Regions from separate parts of the Homo sapiens genome. Here region 2 is linked to region 1. Evidence: chromatin loops called from intact Hi-C (ENCODE). Cell type or tissue: gastrocnemius medialis. All regions are shown on one strand. Each heading gives the region's core, and the rest is flanking DNA. Links, peaks and the distances in the headings are about the cores only.

What was found. A loop is a pair of places that touch in the nucleus more often than their neighbours do. Peaks named below come from ENCODE experiments on the same cell type or tissue, not always from the same donor. Only the 100,000 strongest peaks of a DNase experiment are listed, where the experiment ranks them.
Region 2: it touches region 1 in a loop (2.5-fold over the local background); 3 of 110 quality-filtered maps call a loop at or near these places.

The regions. Positions count from the first base shown.
Region 1 is chr6:156,952,558-156,959,342 of GRCh38, reverse strand. The region is part of intron 4 of ARID1B (AT-rich interaction domain 1B); the gene reads right to left. Among named protein-coding and RNA genes, the nearest start is that of MIR4466, 180 kb to the right of the region's middle. RefSeq lists enhancers at 879-928, 1,069-1,118, 1,139-1,268. In gastrocnemius medialis, for the core only: a CTCF peak has its summit at 5,658; DNase peaks (open chromatin) are centred at 3,382 and 5,682; H3K4me3 peaks cover 284 bases; H3K27ac peaks cover 5,000 bases.
Region 2 is chr6:156,825,502-156,832,286 of GRCh38, reverse strand. It overlaps ARID1B (AT-rich interaction domain 1B), which reads right to left. Exons shown (of 20, transcript NM_001374828.1): 2 at 2,866-3,060. Among named protein-coding and RNA genes, the nearest start is that of MIR4466, 49 kb to the right of the region's middle. RefSeq lists an enhancer at 1,464-2,431. In gastrocnemius medialis, for the core only: no CTCF peak of the experiment used is centred there; DNase peaks (open chromatin) are centred at 3,776, 4,296 and 4,766; H3K4me3 peaks cover 346 bases; H3K27ac peaks cover 5,000 bases.

The sequences.
Region 1 (6,785 bases), core at 1,033-6,032:
AATCTAGAGATGATACAAAAAGTATGTAGGAGGATGGTAGGTTACTTACAACTACTAACTTTATCTAAGGAACTTGAGCATCTACGATTTTGGTACTCGTGGGGGTCCTAGAACCAATTCCCTGTGGATACTGAGGACTGTACATAATTTTCCCACACTCACCCTTCCCAAACAGAATGATACTACGCTCAACCATTAAAAAGAACACAAGCCAAGTGGTCTTCCCAATAGAGGAAAACATTTCATTTTGCATTTCATCTTTTCTAGGCAAGTCCCACAGACTCATTTAATAACCTTCCTGTAATCTTATTAACCAAAGTATGATAATTAAATAGTCTTTGGGGTTTGGTGTTTAGGTTGAGGCACATATGAGTAGTTAATGATTTCACTTAACTGAAAATCCCAGGTAATGACCAGATCGAAAGAAAAGAAAGGGGCTCCTTTATTTTTCCTTACCTTTTAAAAGTACCTTGCTTCATTAGTAAACTAACTCCGTATGATTCCTGGCCTCATCTTTTTTTGCTTTGCTTCATTAACTGGACTACAATCACCCCTTGGTTTTAATAGAGCTTTTTTTTAGCAGAAATTACCCAGATTACTGACTTTTCCAAAAGGAAGGAGGAAGACGATTATTTCACAAAAGAGGAAAGAGAAATCCAGACTATAATTAAAAATAATGATTATTCAAAAGAAATACTTAAGACATTTGGACAACATTTAAATGCCCTTCAACAAGATGGGTAAATGCATACTGCAACAAAATGTATTTGCTGAAAAGTGCTTCACGATCTCAGGGACTCTGTATTTCTTCAAACCAGGAGTGTATCCATCATAATAGCACACTACAAAGGCTCAAGAATTGCTTAACAAAATGAATTCATAAATTCTCCTTCTCCCATCATAAATAAAACGAATTAGGTTTATAGACTGAGTAAGAACTAGCAATATAACTCAACCATCTACTTTTGCTGCTGAAGTGTACAGTATGCCACAGAATCAAACAAATACTGAGAAATCAGTATTACTCATTCCTAGTGTTTTTCTTTCTTTTTAAAGGGGGTAGGGGGAACAGAGATAAACTGTTTAAAAGTGAAAAAGCTGTTCCTAGGTGTGGAGCTGTGACTAGGAGAAAACAAGTTAGTCTTTAACCTCCTGATGTCAGGAAATGGAGCCAGAAGGCATGGATTGGACTACAAATGGTAGACTGCCGTGTGCAGTGGGATGGATGTGGACAACAAGCCAAAGCTGAGTTTGCAAGGCGGGTGACAAATGAATCAGAGATCTTGGAACATATTATTCTAACTACCCAACTACATTATACTGAATGTAAAATGCAGTTCTTATGAAAATTCTAAACATGTAGAGCACTAAAAAAGTGAATGAATTAAGTCTAAGAGGAAGGCTACACCACATAACAGATTCCCTAGCAGAATACAGAACTCCAGTTGTTTGGGGGGCTTGGAAGGGGCAGCAAGATGGACTCAACACATGGGTATCCTGGTGTCATTATCTCCATCAGCAGAACCCCTACTCATCCAGCAAATGAGGATACCAGCCTTAAAAAGTGAGAGTCATGAAAAGCCCTAGGCTGGCCTGAAATTACCAGATTCTAACTATGAAATTATTTGAGACTCGTGGGAGAAAAGACTTCCTGATCCCCTTTACAATTAAACAGAAAGAAACATATTTTAAATATCAACAGACATCATTTGTATACATTCAAGGGACATGATTTACCAAACCATAGGGTCCAAATCAACCCTAACCTAATTCTCAGATGCCACCTGGGCTATGAGAAAGATGCCAAGTGATGGACACTCCATATCCTAAAGCTCCAGCTTCTTAAGCCTGCACGGTGGTCCTGGCAGCCAGGATGCTGGAACTTGGCCTGCTACTCTGCTTCTGTGGCTCACACCTCTGCTTGACCTTGAGTCTGTGCCATCCTCCTACCTGAAGCTGACCCTGGTACTGGTGAGTATGTGGGAAGGAAGTGGGGATGTCCACAAGAGATCTTCAAGGTACTCAACTCTGTGATAACTGTTTCCAATAAACATAGATAACTGAAAACCCAGAGAAACAGGCAAGGAGAAAGACGTGGGACACAGTGGCTCTGTCACTTGTAAATCAGCATCCAAGTGCACAGCACTCTTTCACCAAGTGTGCCATTCTTACTCCTGGAATCTTGGTTCCTGGCCTACATGCCAAACCCTGCAACAGATAAACTCTACATCTAAAATATATTTGTTCCTTCAATCTCTTGTATCCTTGTAAAAATGAGGTAATTTTAAATGCCAGCTCAGAATACATTACAAATCAATAACTTACATGCCAAGAATTTGAGAGTCTTAACCTAACATTGTTATTTTCACCAAATTCAGTCTGTAATAAGATCCTGACCATATGGGATCCATAATCTAGAACTGCACTGTCCAGTATGGTCGGCACTAGCCACATGAGGGTGTTTAAATTTAACTAAAACGCAAAATTCCTTCTGCTAGCCATATTTCAGGTGGTATATAACAATATATGGCAAGTGGCTGACATACTGGACAACACAGATAGGGACTGTTTTCATCACTGCAGAAAGTTCTACTGGACAGTGCTGATCCAGAATATCCCAAAGTCCCTGCAACATCCTGCCTGCTACACATGCTATAAACAAAATTCACTCATATATTTTTCCTTTTGGAGGGAGATGCAAAATACACTGAATGGAAATCTCATTAAGATATCAGTGGACTAAGAAGCTGTCATCCACCCTTCACCCCAAACTCAAGCTGAAACTGCAGGCTGGTTAAAGAAGCCTCCATGGTGACCCAGCAGAGGGTCTATGGACTGACCACAGAAAGGGCTGCTGTCCCTAGAGGCCACCTCCAGAGGACTATTTCCTATCTGCCACTCCACTGCTACCAGCACTGGTCTGAAGCAATTTTTTTCCAGTCTATAAAACTTATTGCCAAATTTTCATTTGTAAGTGCTCTGCCTCCCAGGTTCCCATGCCCAGAACTCACTGAGTCCTGGCTTCTGAGAGAAGGGTGGGGGTAAGAAGCAGGGAGAGTTTATGACAAGTCCGAGTGGAAATTATGGGCCAGCCTCCATGAACTCACAAAAGTACCTGGGACTCATTCAAAAAAGAATGTCTTTTTCTGAGTGGCCCACTTGCCTCCCACCTCCTTCCCCTGCTAGAGGCAGCCCCTGTGCACTACAGAAGCAGAGGCCCTGCTCTTGTCCCCAGTACCAGGCCACTGGTGCATGTCTTCCCCAAGGTTTACATCCCTAGAAAAGACTAGGCCAGTTTTATCTGACCTTATGTCCAGAACCCAGCAGTCCTGGACGGCTGTCAAGCAGTTGGTGGTAAAAAGCAAAGCACAGGGCACTTGGCAGATACACAGATGAACACAGGAAGGTGAGGAAATAGAACAGGCGCGGCTTCCACCACCAGCGGCCTCCAGTAACCTTCCTAACAGGATAGGGTTTCTGAGACCAACAGCCCTCCTCCCTAAAATCTTAGGCCCCTGAAATGGGGCTACTTCATTTCTAAGATCCCAAGTCCAGGGCGAGTATCTTCTGCCTTGGACCCCATGACATCCAGGCTCTGTTTCTAGGGCCCTTCTGGAGATGGGCATAGGTTCTCCTACCTTTTCTTGATGTTTATCTTGGCTGTTCCTCCTGGACACAGGGAAGGAGCTGAGGCGTATCACTCAGGTGGCAAGGTGAACTAGCTTAAAAGGTAGATTTTCTCCTCTCATGTAGAAAACTTGATAAAGATAAAATTATGTCAATAGCAAATTATGTATAACTTTCAATTATTACAGAGCCTTTATATGTGTTACATCATTGGAAGTCATATATAATCCACAATAAGTCATTCTGGAAGACAGCACTATAACATATACAGAAAGGACTATAGCGTTGTTCTGGATCCCCACCTAGCCTCAGATAAAGTCTCTAGGACAGGATTGTGGTTAATATGTAATGTATGGCCTGGAACATACAGTAGCTCTAGGTTTATCACACCTGGTTGAATGGCAATAACCAGAATGTCAGAAAGCTCTGGATTTAGCCTATTTAACTTTCTGTATTAAGAGCTATCATGAGATACAAATTCAGAGGGGACACAAAGGTAGGAATTACACTAAATACAACAGATGCCAGATTCAGGATCCTAACACACGTTAGCAAGCTTGAACAACAGCCCCGACCCAGTCCAACAGCAGCCAGGAAGGGTCGATGAGCACTTGAGCTCAGGTGCAGGATGGATGAGACGTATCCTTCAGAGCAGCTCCCATCACAGTGGCAAGAGTGGGCTGCAGCTGCCGCAAAGCCCTGCAGACCCTGACGCCTCCGATACACGGCAGCGTGACGGTCCAACACAAAGCGGGCCAGGTGGCCTCCGCCAGCCATGCCTTTGGAGCCTGCCCTTTGGTTGTGGATATCACATTTAGAGGTGCTTATACAAAAATGAAGCTCATTAAGGAATTAAGAATAGGGTGCAGGGGAACTTGAGACCACACAGTGGGGGAAATAGTTAAAGTAACTATTAATAGCCCAGAAGAAATCCTAGTAAATGAAAACTATCTTCAAATACGTGAACAGCCGTCATATAGAAGAAGGATTTAGATTTACCTTGTGTGGTTTAAGAAGGCAGAAGTAGAACCAGGATTTAAAAAAACAAACAAAAAAAACAGTTCGAGCTAATGTAAGGAAAAACTTCCTAAACAATTTAAATTACCACAAATAAAATACCTCATAAAGTAATAAATTCTGTATCACAAGACATTAAAAATGATGTTTTAGTAGCAGTTTATGTATCAGGTAGACAGGGACTTGTATATACCATACAAACTATTAAGATTCATCTTTATTCTAAAGACAAAATACTCACAGATAAAAAAAAATCATATGTATGTGTGTGCAAACGGCCTCATTCCACACAGGCTGACTATGTCAGAGCATATTGCTTCGAAAGTTACATCAACTAAAGCATTTTCAAAATGTCCAACAGTTCTCCAGAACCATAAACTGTCCTTCCTTTACTATCTCATGTGAGGGTATAGTTCAGGAAAGGGGCTAACTAGAAACTTGAAACCAAAGAGACATCTTGATCAATATTATCACTCATACATTAAAAAAAAAAAAGAACTTCATTTTTAATATTTTAAAAGCTTAGTTCCTTAGAACTTTGTCTCCTCTGAAATTGTCCAAGATCAAGCAGATAATGGGCTAAGTCCAAAAAATAAAGGAGCAACAGAGCAAATCTGACTGCGTGTTTGAAAAAGCCTATAAAATGTTACAAGCAAAACAGGAAAGCCTGTGTTAATAATGCATAAACCAAAAGAGAAAAAAAAGCTGCCCATTTAATGGAATAATGCTTTTATCCTTGCAGTTAAAATGAAATAAACCATGACTATTAATCTAGTAAGACCATGTAAAAATGTAATTTTTAAACATTTACTAAAAGGGGATAGTTCAGTAACCACTCTAAAAATCAAGGCCTTGTGTACAGCAGTGTTTAAACGCTAAATACCAATCTCCTGTCTGCGGAGGCCATTACCCACCCTGTCACCATAGCAACGCTAACAGTATGCCTGACTTCAAAGACAAAGATGTAATTTCAGACTTCCAGCAGCCAGAGGGAGTGGTAAGAATATTCTACCCAAGCAGTGTCAGCTGATGATAAATTATAAAAATATCCAGGAAGGTTATGAGGCGGACGGTACCACATATTCTCATATTCCTGGGGGAAGACTTACATTAGTCAAACATACTAGGAGACAGAGAGAGTAAAACAAAAAGTAAACAAGAAAGAATCTCAATGGAGTCCGATTTTTTTCTTTTTTTAAAATTACATAGTACAGAGTTCTAGCCTTCCTTTTCTCTTGCTCCCAGGAGAAAATAAAAATAGTTTCTACCATCTTCTTTCTCATTCAAATTAAGAGTGACTGCAGACCTGCATGAATGTTCCAAGGGACTTGCAAAACCACCTCTATAACTGCTACTTCTATATTTGTGAAACTCTGGCGTTTGTCAAAAACCGTTTTAAGCACCAGTAGTCAGCTAAGGGGGCTGAGTGGATCCCTGTGTTGAAGCTGCAGAGGGCAGCCGTCCATTCTAGCACTTGGAGCTTTGCTTTCCAACCACCCAATCTAACCCCAACATACTCAAGATATTTTTAAAGCCCTGTGAAGGGGAAAACACTGAAAAACAATTTGCCAATTTGTAAGTTTTTGTGTCTTAAAAAAATAATAATAAGTGCATAAAGCTGACACAGTACTGTTTCACAATTACGCAGTTGACCAGATTTTAAAAGCACTAGCCCTAGAGTTGAGGTTGAGAATGCCACAAAATGCCCAGCTAGTAATTTTCCCAGAGGTAATGAAATACAAAAGAATAAAGTTGGAGCTAAAGTCTTCTTGAAGATTCCCTACAAGGAAGAATTGCCAGACTCCAAGGATTTTCGCTTACTCGAAGAAAGTCATAAATGACTAGCCTGGCCAGCAAACACACAGATGTAAGTTTTACTACAATATTATTGTTTTACAAGAATGAATATATACATTAAATTCTCTTTCTGTTGAATTCTCTTGTATGGTTTTAGGCTCAAAAAAGTCTAGTTCCCTTACTAACAGGAGCATGACACGGCTGCCTCTTTCAACAGACCCTGCTCCCCACTCCCAAAGGTGGATGAATGGTCAGAAGGGTGTGGAGTCCAACAAGGGCTGGTGTCAAGATCCCTGCCCCCACTGCTCACCGGCCTGCTGCCCACAACCACTCTCAGCAACCAA
Region 2 (6,785 bases), core at 881-5,880, 130 kb after region 1:
CCCTGTTTGTGAACAAATTTATAATTATCCAAAATGCAGAAACAAAGCAATTCACTGAAAATTCCTCCCCAAAGAACACAGACTCAAGCTAACAAAATGAATGTATATGCTCTAATAACCTTTGCTCTAAATCTTCACTATTTTTTTCCATTTCAAAAATTAAGAACTGTTCACATGACCTTGGTATTATAAAAGCTGTATGTCTTCTTTAAAATGTTATACACATTCAAAAGTGCATTCTGTTATTTTTAGCCTTTTAAATTTTAAAACAAGATACTATATTTCAAAGCTGTATTTAACTAAATGAAAAGGTAAAAAGGCAATACAGATTATTTAGACCCATGACTTTGATTAACTCATTATGAAAGTTTCCACACTTCTGCAGCCAGGATATTCAATTTCTTACCAGATATACTATTTTCCTTTCATTATCAGAAAGATCTGTGCTTAATTAGAATTGGGTATTTCTTTTGGTTAGCAGTAAAATATCCAATCTAAAATCTTAATTAAAAATTTGCTGAAATACTTGATGGGCAACCTACATCAATTTGTCCCTTCAAATAAATCTAAGAGTCATTGGATTTAAAAAGTGTATAAGAGTCACAGGGATTAAATAAATGGAAGAAGCTAAGAAAATTGAGATTACTCTATATATCTGTGTATGTCCTCTACTTTTAGCTTTACACATTTAGAAAAGAAAATAATTAAAAACATTTCCTAGGTAATCATTCTTCACACACCCTCTCCATTTGTTTGACTCCCACTTTGGGACTGGAAACTAAGCCAACATCTAGAACTTCTAGTGAGACTTAACTCCTTCAGAGACCAGGGAGATCCGGCTGCTTGCCGTGAACAGCATCTTTTGAAACTGACTTTTTAATCTCACATCAGGGAAACATGCTGAAAAGCAAAGTGGGGAGCCCAAGAGCAGCGAGCATCCACTTCTCTCTGCCGGTCCCACTACTTCTTACTACCTTCCCACCTCTGCTCTCTTCCTGTGGCCAAAGCACCATCCACAACTATTAGCTCCCACATAAAATCAGCAACAGAGTGCGATGGGGACTTGAGCAGCCAGCTGCCTGGGCTGTCTTCCTCTCAACTAATGGTGAAGCTGCTCTAAAACTAAAATGAAGGAGAGAAAATCGCAACTCTTCCACCTTACTTTTCATCATTTACAAATTATTTCCTTCTCACAATTAGCAGCCACAACTAAAGATTTCTACTCTAGGCAGCAAAATATTGCTGGAAAAAAAGGAATAATGTGGAAAAAATTAAAAGTACAATTAAGTATGCAACTGACTGCTAGAATTCGGAGTGGGTAACCTTCAATAATTGAGAAGTGAGGTCTCTGACAACAGCAAAGGGTGTTCAATCTGCAACTAGGATTCAAAGGCTGAGCTACCTCTATCTTCCCCAATAATGGCCTTAACATAAACAAAATCATCCAAGTGGGAGCAAAGATAAAGAGGAAAGACAACATTTTATTTCTTATTTTATAAATAAAAGACTTATTTTATTTCTTTTTTTTTTAGGGTCTCGATACATTGCCTAGGCTGGACTCAAACTCCTGGGCTCAAGCGATCCTCCCACTTCAGCCTCCCGAATAGCTGGAAATACAGGAGGGTGCCACCATGCCATGCTACTATAACATAGACTTACACAATATTATAATTAAAATAAACTTCAATAATAAATTAATAACAATAATAATGAAACAAATAATAAATCACAATACAGATCGAATAGTGTATAAACGAGAAGGCTCAGAAGCAACCTACTGATGAACTGTTAATATACAGCTATGTATCATGTAAAGTATGATCAATCATTCTCCATATCCACATCAGAGAGAACAGTAGTCATATCTAATTTTTGCCCCTCAACGAAAGATGTCTGGTCAGATGGAAGCATTTCCTGAGACAGCACTGTCAAGCCCTGTTGTGGGTTACCGACGGCCGCACCATGGGACGCCCCAGCCTGGGGCAGTAAAACGTGCAGCAGCATCAGCCTGACCCACTCCCTGGCGGCTTAGGTACGGTATGGCGATTTATAAATAAGCCTTTCTGGTGCTCCTAGTAACTAAATACCCTAACAAGTTTGAATCTAATTTAGTCTTTTCCAAATTTCATCCTCCCTCCAGCCAGCATAAAGGGGTATTCTTTCAAGTATCCAAAAGACTAGGTTTACCACTGCTAGAGGGTAAATGGTCATCTAAGGTGACTCCATTTGATTCCAGAGAAAAAAAAGGAAAATGTTGGGTCTCTTAAGAACAGGAAAAGTCTTTTTTAAGTAAAAACACAAAACCCATCAAGACCTAACAAAACAGATGCACATCAAATCCTCTTATATGAAATACAGAAACCTTTTTCAAAAGGTACAGAAGAAATAATTTAAGAAATGAAAGCAAAATAACTTTGGGAGACTAAACTTTTTTTTTTTCAATTTTAAAAACTTGATGCCATCCTCATGGAAAAGACCTTTAAATGACTTGAAAATTCACCTTAAGATGGTCTATTCACAGCTCAAAATCTGACACAGTCTGACAAAAATGTTGGAATGCCAAGTTCACTTCAGAGCTTACATCTGTTATAACCTGCTGCAAATTTATGACACAGTGCACCTATCAAATACAGCTGGTCCTGCTGCCCTTCTACCAAACAGGTATTCTGTCCACTTTAAGAAGCTCACCTTTCCATCTTTAAAAGAAAAAAAAAATTATACCTGTGATTAAAGAAACAATAAAAATTAAAGCAGAAAATCCGTGCAATGCCCCCTAATTCTCTTTAACATCAATCTTAGGTGGACAGCAAAAGGCAAAGACAAAACTATTACAAAAAAGCAGCGGGTCGGGGGACCAGCACAAACCTGCTGCTGAGGGTACTGCATTCCGGCCATGGCCCCGGGAGTCCGACCCTGGATGCCAATTGGATACCGCTGTGGGCCTGGAGGGCCATAGGAACCTCCTGGGTACGGACTGCTCTGCTGAGGCTGAGAATGAGGGTTACTGCCCATGCCATACAACTGAGGTCTCTTCATCACCATTGGATCCATTGGGCTGCCCTGTGAAGACATAAAAGAAGTCGGTTTATTAATTCATTCTTTATTACAAAGGCACAAATTTGTGTTATGTCAACATATGCATTAATAACACAACTATCCTTAAGTTTTAAAAATATTAAAAACAATGACCTGACAAAACATCCAGCAAGACATTAAAGAAAAAACCTAGATGGATACAAGAAATTTTATTTTTTACTTTTAGGAGTTTTTAACAACTAAGAGAGCTCTAGACTAAACAAAACTAAAAACGATTTTGGACCATAAGCAGAGAGAAAACATTTGCATCTAAAATTCTATTATGCGTACAGGAAAAGAGCATGATAGTTAAGCTCACCCACCTCCTTTTAGCTTACTAGTAATAAGAGCAGAGGGTATTGAGTGATTAACATTTTCTGCCTTCAAAGTATTCTTAGAACAATGATTTTATTTTAGAACTGAGTCTGCAAGTCTTGATCAAACCTTAGTGCAACCGAGTGTTCATTAAAAAGTGAAAAGATAGATTTTAGATCATGCATATGTCCAGGGTAAAGATTTTGTTCAGAGACCAGCAGTGTGTAGGGATGAGCACTCAGACTATGAGTCACAGCACCTCTCCCCATGTAAGTCAGCATCTTACCAAACACAACCAGTTCACAAGTAGATGTTGAATTTTATTTTTGGTTTGGTGAGTCAGGCCCTGGGCTTCAGGGCCGAGGTCATACAGGAGGGCTAGGCGTGGAGCCTCAGCCCTTCATGTCCTGGGACGTCAAAGGAACAAAGCAATAGGTAGAAAGGCCCTCACCCGGTGCTACAGTAGCAGGCAGCATTCACCCAGCAGCTCCTTCCTTCCCTCCTCTGTCCTTCCAAAACCACATACTGATCCCAACTGTGTGCCAGATGCTGCGTTCACACTGAGGTAAGTACATGGGGACTTTCAGGAAGGCTTAAGAATTAGCAGGGTAAATTCAAGACCATCCTGGCAACATCACAAGACCCTGTCTCTACAACAAATTAAAAACTTAGCCAGGCGTGGTGGCAGGCACCTATAGTCCGAGCTGTTCAGGCTAAGGCAAGAAGATCACTTGACCCCAGGAGTTCGAGGCTGCAGTGAGCTATGATCACACCACTCCACTCCAGTCTGGGTAACACAGTGGGACCCTGTCTCTTGAAAAAAAAAAAAAAAAAGAGGCCGGGCATGGTGACTCATGCCTGTAATCCCAGCACTTTGGGAGGCCAAGACGGGCAGATCAGTTGAGGTCAGGAATTTGAGACCAGCCTGACCAACATGGTGAAACCCCGTCTCTACTAAAAATACAAAAATCAGCTGGGCATGGTAGTGCACGCCTATAATCCCAGCTACTCCGGAGGCTGAGGCAGGAGAATCGCTTGAACCCAGGAGGCGGAGGCTGCAGTGAGCCAAGATTGTGCCACTCCAGCCTGAGAGACAGAGCTAGACTCCATCTCAAAAAAAAAAAAAAAAAAAAAAAAAAAAAGAATTACCAGGATAAAGGGGAATAACACGTCCAAGGTGGGAGGGAACAGCATGTACAGTACCACAGGGCAGAAGAAACAGCACAAGGCACTGGGTCAAGGGAGATGAACTGCCTGGTGTGTATCAGGAAATAAAAACCATCTGGATCCACGTGAAGCACGAATTTACGAAGATGCTGAAGCAGGCAGAAGCCAGAACATGGGTGAGCCCTGCAGGGCATTCTACAGGCTCAGGCTGCCTCTGACAGATGAACACAGGACTGCTCCCTTGGGCACCTGACCCAGCTGGAAGCAGGTCAGGTTGCCCTGGCAGGCAGGTGAGGCTGAGGTCCTGAACTGGCAGCAGTGGTGGGAGGAAGCAAGCCCAGCTCCAAGGCACAGTTAGAAGGGAAATGCGGCAGGATTTGGAGACCAAATGAGTGATGGAAGCCAGCAGCCAAATGAGATGGAGTGTGCAGAGGGAGAAGCCAATCACCATATCCCCAGGAGTGGGAGCCTTCAGTGGTTTACATAGGAAACTTGAGGCTCTGATATGAAATCCAGGTGAAAATGCCCAGAAGGAAGAGACATAATGAGCTGCAGCTTGGGGAGTAAGGCCTGACCTGGAAAAATAGGTAGAGAAGTCAGCAGAGAGGACATCCACTCCCAGAGGGCAGGGATTTTCTCTATTTTATTCACTATTATATCTCCAGGGCATAAGTTGAACAGTGTACCCAGCACATTAATTGATGAATTAATCAATAGGAAGCAATAAAACCCATGAACTTTATTTAGGAGGAATATATGAAAGGAAAACAATGGGTAGCGAACAGAATCCTAGAGAATATCACCGCTTAAGGGAAAAGGGAAAATGAACCCACAGACAAGCTGGAAGAATGGCCAGAAAATGTAGACACTCTGGAGAGTGTGCTCTTACAGGAGGGAAGGGAGTCAGGTGTAGCAACGAAACAGGTGTGCCAAATGCAGCCCAGGAATGCAGTCAGGTGAAGGGTAAAGGCTTCTGCTATACTTGACAAGGAGGCCACTGCTGTGCTCGGCAAGGACAGTCTCGCTGCAGAGGTGAGGGCTGAGGCTGGAAGAGGAGGGACGGAGGGGAGGTGAAGATGGAAGGCAGGAGCACAGACCCCGAGAACTGCCAGTCCTCTCTTCCACTGGCACTCCCACTCCAAGGCTGCACGGGTCCTTCCCCTTCTCTGCCTTCCTCAATACTCTGGTGTTCACTTTAAAGATTTGGTGAATCCATTCACCACACATTTACTAAGCACCTACTATGTGCGTTGTGCCCAACACTGGAAGCAGAAGGATGAACGAGCCTCCATGTCCTGGAGATTCACTGAAGGAGACAGACTAAACAGGTCACAGTGCAACACAGCAGATGTCCTGAAGGGACAAAGCACCAAGGCAAGGTGAGAAGAGGGTGTCTCACTGGGTCTGCCATGGGCTTTAACAAAGGCTTCCTATAGGAAATACCTGAGCTCAGTCCCAAGGGATCCACAGGACTGTGCCAGGAGGAACCCATCTCACCTGAATGAAGCTCTGTGGAGGACACAGGAGGAAAGAGGGTGCTTTGCCCCAGGCCCCACAGCCTACAAGCAACTTTTCTGCTCAAAATTCACCATGTGATACAATTTTAAACTGTTACTACTTTCACCAGCCAAGACATTGTTTGGACTTAACATGATAGAAATTAAACGACAGTACATTTGTTTGCCCAAACAATATACTGATTTTACATAACCTGAGCCGCCTTCATAATTAAGTGTACAAACATGTATGTTGATATATTTGTAGTAAAACTAAAATCTAGGGCTAAGAATTCATTTTCTCATAATTATTTAAATTAGAATTTATGCCTGATAAAAATAAAATGTGATTATTTTCTAGATTTTCTTGAAAAAGGTAAAACTTTTTATGGAAGTATGAAAATCAAGGCTGAGTTGGTGATTTCAAAATCAGCCAAGTGAATGAAGGACCTATGGAGAGGCTGAGTAAATCAAATTTCAGGCTGAATTTCCAATACGGGGCCCTGAGGCAGTCCTATCTTCACATTCAATCTAGACAGCCCAGGGCACAGGAAACGTCTACTTATTTCACTTCAAATAGTGCACGACCAAAACTGCCTTAATTAAAGCAGAAATGTTAAATGGGAAAATGATTGGAATGTCTATGTTTTAATGCTATAGATAACAGTGCAGCAAATTCATCTTATCAGTGACTAAAATTGTTTTGTATTATCTGTCTCATCACTGCCATCA